Regions from separate parts of the Homo sapiens genome. Here region 2 is linked to region 1. The links are chromatin loops, found by intact Hi-C in ENCODE. Cell type or tissue: ovary. All regions are shown on one strand.

Region 1 (5,000 bases):
TCTCGGGTCCAGCAGACCCGGAGAAGCCCTGGGATGCTGGAGATGCCTGCAGGGGGGTGGAGGCTGGGGAAAGATCCTGCCAACTGCAGGGACCACCCTTCTCAGTGGCACAGATTTGGGCTGAGTTCATACCTTATTATGCATGCATCTACTTAGACTTTTTTTCTGCCAGTAAGAAAGCAGTTTGAAAACGTAGATTTGGAAGGTGCTTTGAGTTTGGTGCAAGTGAAAGCCGATTTACATAAAAACAAAAACAAAAAGACAGTGGAGTAAAATGCACACCTGGTATTAATTGTAGCTTTTTATTTTTAGCAGTGAAAATACTGTTTCAGGAATGTGTCGTTTCCATCTCTGTGCTCAGCAGGCTGGGCTTGGCCGGGCTTCCCCTCTCGTCACCTGTTTTTCTGGTGCTGTTGAGAAGGGAGGTGGGGCCTGGCTGTGCCTCTGGGGCTGTTGTCTCGGCCTTGAGCAGCTTTGTGGGAGCAGATCTAGGTTGCTGCCACAGCCCCAGGAGCTTTTTAGGAAAAAGTGACTTTATTCACGGAGAGCTGTGGGCTGTAGGCTCTCAGCAAATAGTAATTACAGGGGGGCCTGGCCTTTGGTCAGGAATGAAACCAAAGCCCAAGCCACACAGAGCAGGCCGAGGGGTCGGGCAGGCCCCCAGTGCTGGCTTTGGAAGACCATCGACTCCGGAGCAGAAGTTCTGAGGCCTCAGGGATGCTTGGGTCTCTACGGCAGGTTAGGACCCAGGCCCTCTCATTGCTCCCAAATCCCTGTGTTGCTGACCACACCCAGCCTGAGGCACCCCCCTGGGTGACCTGTGAGCTCCCCATAACACTCCTTCAGCCCCTGATGTTTCCAGCAAGACCAGCCTCCTCTCACTGTTCAGCCAGGTTAGGATGCCAGGGTTCTGGTTTGCTGTGCACTAGTGTGTGGCCCTGGGCAAGTCACTTAAAACTGTCTGTACATCAGTTTCCCACACCTGTCAAGCGGGGTGTCCCTTAAATGAATTAATACATCAGCACTAAAGGCCGTGGGCCAGAGTTCACCCCAGGCCCTGTGATTCCCCGGTAGTGAAGAGGACAAGGAGGCAGGGGAAGTTTCCTGTGTGGGCCCTCTCCCACCTCCTGCTCGAGCGAGCAGTCTCCTCTGCTGCAGTTCTCAGGGAGCCTGAAGAGCTCCACCTCCCTTCTTTTCTAGAAGGCTAAAGCGCAGTGCCATCCAGGCCTGGCCATGTGCTGCAGCTGCCTTCATGCTAGAACTCTGCACCGAGAACGCCACTCCGAGCACGGCGTCGAATGCAATCTGCCTGTGACGCGTCTCTCTCCCGCCCAGCCCCACACAGAGAAAGCCTCCCCTGTGCACATCCATAAATACCACTGTATCTTCTCTTTGCATTTATTTCTTTACATTTTGATTTCAATGGAAAGCAATACAAAGCACCTTCTTCTTGCACCATAATATTTTTTATTCTTATTTTTCAAGCATAATTTAACTTACAGTGATTGTTAACATAAGCTTTTGTCTTTGGCATTGCATATATCCATCTAAATGAGAGAAACAGAAGTGGCATATAAAAACTCACCTACATACGAAGCTCCAAGGTAGGGCCACTTAAGTTACATGTTATCTACAGAATATTTTTATATCTTTACCTTAAAGAATACTTCTACTTTCTCTACCTCGTCTCTACTTTGCGTGCGTGCCCCTCCCCACCATGGTAAATACAACAGTTGCAATTCAGTTAAGAACACTGGGGGAAAATGACATCACATGTAAGTCAGCGTTTGGAATGGGTCTCAGTTATGACCGTTCAGGCGTTTGAATGTCAGCTTCAGCGCGAGGTGCTCTCCATAGCTCTGAGGAGGGATGGCAGGTCAAACACGCATGTCCGTCCCTCAGGAAATTCACAAAAACGCCAGTAAAGATCGATAGTTCGTAAGTCCCAACCCAATAACAGCGCTTACCCCAGTCTCCAGACTGTGGTCTCTAAGACTATTTCCCAAGAAAGGGACCCACACAGGGGTCAAGAAATGTACAGGAAGAGGGCTGGGCGCGGTGGCTCACGCCTGTAATCCCAGCACTTTGGGAGGCCGAGGCAGATGGATCATGAGGTCAGGAGATCGAGACCATCCTGGCCAACACGGTGAAACCCCGCCTCTACTGAAAAAATCAAAAAAATTAGCCGGGTGTGGTGGCTGGCGTCTGTAGTAGTCCCAGCTACTCGGAAGGCTGAGGCAGGAGAATGGCGTGAGCCCGGGAGGCGGAGCTTGCAGTGAGCCAAGATCGTGCCACTGCACTCCAGCCTGGGTGACAGAGCGAGACTCCATCTCAAAAAAAAAAAAAAAGAAATGTACAGGAAGACCCCAAAGCATCTGGTAGCAGAACAGGGCGCTGCTCTCAGAGAGCACTCACAGGGTCTGGAGGGCCGCCCGATCCAACCACGGGGCTCCTGCTCGTCAAGGACAGGACTGTGAGCATTCGTAAACAGTGACCGGAAAACACACCCTCCTCACTGCTCGAGTTTGGAGGCTGCCACGAGACCCACTCAGGATTTTCAGACATGGGCAAACCGAGGAAGAGAATCAAGCATGACACTGCCTTTCTCATAAGCGCTGTTTGTGAGAGTAACAAGATAGTTGATCTTGGATTCCTTCCCGTTATAGAAATGGTCCTGCTAACACATGGAGAGGGGCTGATGGGACTCGAAGAGCTCTGTTTTTAACCCTGATGAGAGAATCTAGTCAGTGATCATTTTGAGCCTTCGCAACACAAAAAAGCCACCCAGAGAGCAGGGGTTCGCCTTAGGCCTTGCTGGGAAGTCTAAGCTGCCTCTGACCAGGCCTCTCGGTGAGCACCCAGCTTTCAGAAGAACGGGGGACAGAGCCTTGCTCGTCAGCACCAGGGTGTAATCAGCAAAGTGCAGATGACCCGATGTCTTCAGCTAATAAATTATCGGGGTGGGGGTGGTGGGGGGCAGGAAGCAGGAGGTCAGGGGAAGGGGTCTTAAAAGATACATCAGCTAATTACAATGTATTTGGATCGTGATTTGAACAAAATATTTAAAAGTGTTTATGAAACTATGGGGACACTTTCTGGCTACTTCATAATATTACAGACTTGTCCATTTATTTGCGTGTGTTGATGGCATTTGATTTGGAAGTCTTCGCAGTGACGACTGGGGCCTGCTTCCCTGTCATCTAGAAGGTGGGGAAGTGGTGGATGAGCAGAGGACCTGAGATCGGCTTGATTACACTATTCTTCATGCTTTTGTGTATTTTTGGAATTTCTCATGAAAGATAAAAATATATATTCCAGAGAAAGGTCATAAGCTCACAAAGATGGGGAGAACAGAAGAGGGGCGACACGAATGAGAGCCTGGCAACTGACAGCAGGTGACAGAGTCACAGCGATTCAGCAGACCCAAAAAACAGATCTCAGCCAACCACGAGGAGCACTGAGAACTCACCAGATGGAAGCTGCGCTGCCACAAAGGGGTGCTCTCCAGCGACTATGATCCTGAGCGCCTCTGCATGGGGACAGGAGCAAGCTGAGGATGTGGGTACTGCAGCAAGAACGGGGGGCTAGTCACTGTGTCCACAGCAAACACTGAGTAGGGGGTCCCTCCCTTGGTACACTGAAGGCCCAGCTCTCACCCTCTAGTCCCAGGATGGAGAGGCGCCTCTCGTGGACAGTAGGCCAGCCCTAGGGGAAGGTTCTCTGGGCACTGAGCCAGGGGGTTCCTGATGATGCCACCTCCAGTCACCCTCCATGAAGCCTGGCATTGAGAACCAGACTGTGCCCACAGTTGGCAGGTGGTTTTCGTGCCTCCACTCACACTCGGCAACACATAACCAGGGGCAACCAGGCACCTGAGGGGAGGCTTTTGCAGGGACGGTGGAGAGCAAACAGAGACTCCACAGGGAAAAGAAAACTTGTCACCAGGCTTGGTGGCTCAGGCCTGTAATCCCAGCACTTTGGGAGGCCACAGCGAGAGGATCACCTGAGGTCAGGAGTTTGAGACCAGCCTGGCCAACATGGAAGGAAGGGAGGAAGGGAGAGAAATTAGCTGGGCATGGTGGTGCACACCTGTAATCCCAGCTACTCGGGAGGCAAGGCATGAGAATCATTTGAATCCGGGAGGTGGAGGTTGTATTGAGCCAAGATCGCACCACTGCAGTCCAGCCTGGGTGACACTCAGCACACACACACACACACACACACACACACACACACAAACTTTTAGTGAGCTATCATTACTATCTTCAGAGACTAGACAAGATATTTTATCTAGGAAATATGAACAGGATGACATTTTAAAAAAAGAATATCCAGGGTCCATTGTCCTCTGAAAATGGCTGTTTTATTTGTCAGTTAGAAACAAAATAGCAAAAATCATGAAACCTCATTTAAAAGGTTAGAATATACATTTAAGGAAATCACACATGAAGAAGCGTGTAAGACAAAGACAAGGAAAACAGGGAGGATGGAAAAGACCCAGTATTGTTCTGGGAGATCTCCTACTCAAGGGGTAGAAGTTCCAGAAGGAGAGAATGGGAAAGGGGAACCCTTGATGAAGTGCTTCAGGGAGCCCCCTACGATGGGAGCACGGGAGCTGCCGTCTCCAAAGGACCAGCCAGGCGCCCAGCAGTGGGTGTGAAAGGTCTTCACCAAACCACACGGCTTCGAAATTTCGGAACGCTGGGGGCCTGGAGAAGACCTTATAGATACCCGGAGAGAGACATCGAGTCACACTCAAGGTGCAGCATCACGTGGCGCCCATTTTCCTGACAGTACTGGGAGAGGAAGACAACAGAGTTGCGCCTTCAGAATCCCGAAGGCGAAGGATGGTCTTCAAGCTGGAATTCTATACCCAGCCAAAGTCAGGACGCGTGAAGGGGAGAATCGACACGTTTTCAGATGTGCAGAACTTACTCTCATGCCTCCCTTTTTAAGACACAGCTGGAGCCTGAGTTCTGCAGAGTGAGAAAATAAACCAA
Region 2 (5,000 bases), 690 kb before region 1:
AACTAAAAGAAAAGATTTGTTTAAGGAATACATAATAAGTACACACACATACACACATACATATGTTATTTTCCTTCTTTCTGTTATAGAACATTTAAAAAACTTTTTAAAAAGTAGAATAAAATGATGAACCTCTGAGATTCAAACATTTTCAATATTTTGCCAATCTTGTGCCAACTATTCCCCTGCTGTTTTTTTCTAAAATACATCAAATCCCAAACATCTTGTTGTTTGACTTGCAGATGACTTGGTCTGCATCTTTCACGGATCGGGCATTTTCCCCACGTAACCACGACACATATGACTATCCTTCACTCTAAACTAAGAAGACTTCCTTTACCTCTATAGCATCAAATACAAGTTCATATCCAAGTTTCCCTAATTATCCAGAAATGTGTTTTTACAGTTGGTTTGTTTGAATTAGGAGCCAAACAAGTTGGCATTTCCGATGATGGAACCTGTTTCAGCCTCTTTCCTCCCTTCCGTGGCCCCACTGGCTGGTTGCAGTGTCTGGGTCATTGGCTGCAGTGCCCCCAACCCTGGATTTGCTGTGTCCTTGTGGTGGTGTTTAACATGCTCCTCTACCCTTGAATTTCCTGTCAATTGCAGTTAAGACGAGGGTACTGCCAGCTTCACAGGCGTGCAATCTCATGGGGCCTTGCACTTAAGAAGGGCTCTGTGCTGGGCTTAATGCTCGGCCAGGTCTGCCCTGAATCTTGATACCTTTGCCTTTGAACTTGTGTTTTGGAAGCACTGCACAGCAGGGGCAGGAGCACAGGAGATTTGCATGATATGCACGTCTGCCATTCCTTGCCTCTCCATTCACACGCGGCATTGGTGACACAGTGAGCACAGAATTCCAGTGACCCTAGGATGCACGGGAGACCAGCAGGACTCGAGGCCAGGAACAGGTCACTGTGTGTGTTTGCCACTGAGTCTGTGGGAAAGCCACACCTTCCACATGAGTCCACTTCAAATGTAGAAAGAAGGCAGTGGCCTTGTGAATAACACCAACAACCAAAGACCCTATTGTACTTTTTCTTACTTATTCTACTTTCGTGTATTAGCCAAGCACTTACACTGAAAACAATGCATGGACGGAAAGAAGACGGGAAAAGCCACAGTTCCTTCTTTCAGTTCTTCCATTTTCACCAGTAAGCTGCAGGCAGTGTCAAGAAGGCAGTAGCACGGCCAGTATCGAGAAGTGAAATCAAAACCCTTGGTTTAGTTTTGCACAGCACTTCCACTGTTAAGGTAAAAATTAAATATACATACATATGTGAGCTACAAAATAGGAATCGTGTAATCTCTGTGTTTCTGCATGGGGATCTAATGCTTTTATATTTGTATTTAAAACTGACATTGCACAATATAAAATGAACAGTAACATTCAGCTAAAACATAAAAATTGAAATTTTCTTTACTTAGGATGACCTTAAGTAGCAAATAACAATGGTAAATTATTAGAGAGAACAGAGGAAAAGGAAAAGTTTTGTTTTTTAACACTGTTAAGAGCAGTTTTCCCTGTTTTGTGAACAAGGGACTGTGTGTTTTCATTTTATAGTTTCTCCCCTAACCTATCACTTTTGAAGTTGCTGCCCTGGCTTCAGAACCTATGAGTGTGGAGTAAAGCCCCACCTACACCTGCACAGAGCTCGGGCTCCCCTCCTCACTCATATGCTCTGTGGTCACTGTCCTCTTCGTCTCTAGGTCCCAGCAGACCAGGAGCACAGATGGGTCAGCCTACTCAGTTCTCCACTGGGCTCCCTGTTCTCAGAATGGTCTGTGTGTGGAGAAGACTCCTAAGTGCCTGGGAATAGGTAAGTGAGTTGGGGCAGAGGCCTGGCAGGCATCCTGGAGAGGGAGGATGTGACGTGGACTGGGTCAGTGATGGATGGTGGGGATAAGGAAGAGAGGGTGAAGGCAAGATTCTTCTCTACAGGGCACTGAAAGCCAGTGCCCGGCTAAGATAGATGTGGGGGTGAAGGAGAGACTGGGAAACTGGGTTCTGGGTTTCTGGTTTGGGCGACTGGGTGGATGGGGTGTCTTTACCTGAGCTGCTTCCTGAAGAAGGGGTCAGGGTTGTGGGAAGAGACTTCGTGTTCCACTTGGGACCTGCTAAATTTGAGGTACCTCAGGATCGTGCCTGTAGCCATATTCATCATGGAAGAGGGCTCCTGATTTGGGAGTTGGTGGCTCATATATTTCAGCCATAAAAAGATATGACATTATCAAAAGACAGCCATGGTGAGAGAAGAGGCGAGGGTCAAGGAGAGAATGTTGGTGAGGGAGAAAAGGGGATCCATAGAGAAGGTCAGAAGGGACAGCCACAGAGACGGAGGAATGCAGGAGGGGGCATTGGCAGTAGAAGCTGGCGTGGGGACTGTTGACAGAGCAACAAGGCAGAGAACAAGAGGAGCCAAGTCCTGAAATGGCCCACTGGGACAACAAGAGGACCCAGGCTGGAGAGCTGTGGAGGAGGCAGAAGAGACAGATCTTACTGACAGATCCGGTGTTGGGGACTGATGAGAGGGAGATCCAGAGGAGGTGGCAGGAAACTTGCAAGGCTCTCATCCTGGGGAGGAGGTGGAAGCAGAGGACGGGAGGCAGGGAGAAGGAATGAGGCTGGGATGATGGAGCTGAGGACGGGAGGCAGGGAGAAGGAATGAGGCTGGAATGATGCAGCTGAGGACAGGAGGCAGAGAGAAGGAATGAGGCTGGGATGGAGCTGAGGACGGGAGGCAGGGAGGAATGAGATTGGGATGATGGAGCTGAGGATGGGAGGCAGGGAGAAGGAGTGAGGCTGGGATGGAGCTGAGGACAGGCAGGGAGAAGGAGTGAGGCTGGGATGGAGCTGAGGACAGGAGGCAGGAGGAGTGAGGCTGGGATGATGGAGCTTAGGATGGGAAGCAGGGAGAAGGAATGAGGCTGGGATGGAGCTGAGGACGGAAGGCAGGGAGGAATGAGATTGGGATGATGGAGTTGAGGATGGGAGGCAGGGAGAGGGAATGAGGCTAGGATAGAACTGAGGACGGGAGGCAGGGAGAAGGAATGAGGCTGGGATGGAGCTGAGGACGGGAGGCAGGGAGGAATGAGATTGGGATGATGGAGTTGAGGATGGGAGGCAGGGAGAGGGAATGAGGCTAGGATAGAACTGAGGACGGGAGGCAGGGAGAAGGAGTGAGGCTGGGATGGTGGAGCTCAGGACCACCTGACTTTATCTAGGCACCTTCCCTGCCGTGCTTCCCACTCCCACTGCGTGGTTTGAATGATGTGTGTCCCCTCAAAATTCGTGTTGAAACTTAACCCCCAATGCAGCAGTGTTAAGAAGTGGGGCCTTTAGGAGGTGATCAGGTCCTCATGAATGGATTAGTGCCTTATGGAAGGGCTTGAGCAGGGCACTTCCACCCCTTCCATCTCTTCTGCCACGTGGAGACACAGCAGTTCTCCGCTCTGGAGGATGCAGCCATAGGGCTGCGGAGATCAGCCCTCACCAGACACCAGACCTACCCTGATCTTGGACTTCCTACCTCCAGAGCTTTGAAAAATAATGTTCTATTCTTTTTCTATAATCTATCTAGTCTGTAGTATTTTGTTACAGCAACACAGATGGACTAAGACACATCCCAACAGCCACATTCATGGCAGGGCTGCCGTATTGGCACAGACTCCTCCCCCAGGCTCTCTGATTGGCTCAGAGGTGGGCACATGGTCCACGCTGGGCCAATCAGAGCCCTTCTGTGCACATACTTCCGGTCCTCTGTGCGATCATGATCCAGTTCTCTACTGTGTTCTCTGCCGTGTACCCTGTGCTGCAGCTGGCCTGATTGAGCCGCATCAGCCCACCCCCTGCCCTGGCTTCCTTTTGGGTTTGCCTGGTGGGGAATCTCAGCAGGGGATCAGAGGGGCAGAGAGTACTGCCAGGGCAGGGTACTTACTCCTGGCTTCATCCCAACTAGTTTCCTGTTGCTGGCTACAACCCCCAGTGAGGGTCCCGGCTCCCCAAGGCAGCCTCTCCACGTAGGCGTTCAGGGCCAGGCTCTCTGCCCTCGTTCCTTTAGGTGAGGGGGGCTAACAGCCTCACCGTTGCTGGCCTCCAGAAATGATGCTGTCCCCTGTGGTTTCCTTGCCCCCCTGCCTACACATTTGTAGATAGTCTCTTTACCAATTCCTCCTGGGATAAACCTGACTCAACTGTGCCAGCTGGTTTCTGCCAGAACCATGGTCTCCACCATGGCATTGGAAACAAAGCTGAGAAAGAGAAGTCATGTTTTGCTTGGGTGGTGGAACTAAGGACATGTCCACTGTGTGGCATAGGTGGGCTGTGGGTGAAGCGGATGAAGGCGATACAGAGCGAGGACGTGGCCTGAAACCGAGAGCAGCATTCTCCCTTCCCTGCTTCCATCCGTTCCTGGTCTGCGTCCCAGCCCTGGTACGTAAGGCTGTCCCAGAATCCCTGTAAATTCACTTTTCTGTTAAATGATTCCAGATCATTCGGTTATGTGCAACCAAAAGTCCTCACCCATACGTCATCTTACAGCATTAAAGCTTCAGGCGACTTGGGTATGTTTTAAAAACAAAAACATAAGAATTGTTTTCTTCCTTCTAGCTACCAACTTACTCACAAACCCAGCACTCTATAAAATGTTGATTTCAGGTACTGTTAGAGAAAGGTGGTCGTTAGCAGAACTTAGCAGGGATGACTCAGGCCATGCACCCTGGGCACTGGGGAAGCATCATCCTGTGAAGGAATCCAGACATTCGAAGAATTTACAGAGAGAAAAATCGATGACGGGACTACAGCCATGCTGTCACGTATCTGAGCCACAGCAATTTTAGCAGAATTTCTAGAGACCATCTAGAAATTCTCCCTGCTTATCCTTTCACTCACCTGACCATCTGACATCCATCCTGGGCCACTAGGTCCTGCTGGTGTCTGAACCGGTCCAGCCTTGTTCGGAAGGCATTGATGCTTAGTGCTGGAGCACACAGGAAGGACT

What was found. Hi-C counts contacts between places; a loop is a spot of excess contacts. Peaks named below come from ENCODE experiments on the same cell type or tissue, not always from the same donor. Only the 100,000 strongest peaks of a DNase experiment are listed, where the experiment ranks them.
Region 2: it touches region 1 in a loop (2.0-fold over the local background); 1 of 110 quality-filtered maps calls a loop at or near these places.

Annotation. Positions count from the first base shown.
Region 1 is chr2:239,197,085-239,202,084 of GRCh38, reverse strand. The region is part of intron 3 of HDAC4 (histone deacetylase 4); the gene reads left to right. HDAC4-AS2 (HDAC4 antisense RNA 2) reads right to left here. Exons shown (of 2, transcript NR_198956.1): 2 at 4,345-5,000. Among named protein-coding and RNA genes, the nearest start is that of HDAC4-AS2, 5.9 kb to the right of the region's middle. RefSeq lists an enhancer at 193-759. In ovary, no CTCF peak of the experiment used is centred here; DNase peaks (open chromatin) are centred at 404, 2,454 and 2,844; H3K4me3 peaks cover 763 bases; H3K27ac peaks cover 4,062 bases.
Region 2 is chr2:239,892,025-239,897,024 of GRCh38, reverse strand. It overlaps a transcript of NDUFA10 not described here. Among named protein-coding and RNA genes, the nearest start is that of MIR4786, 49 kb to the left of the region's middle. RefSeq lists enhancers at 131-631, 632-1,132. In ovary, no CTCF peak of the experiment used is centred here; no DNase peak of the experiment used is centred here.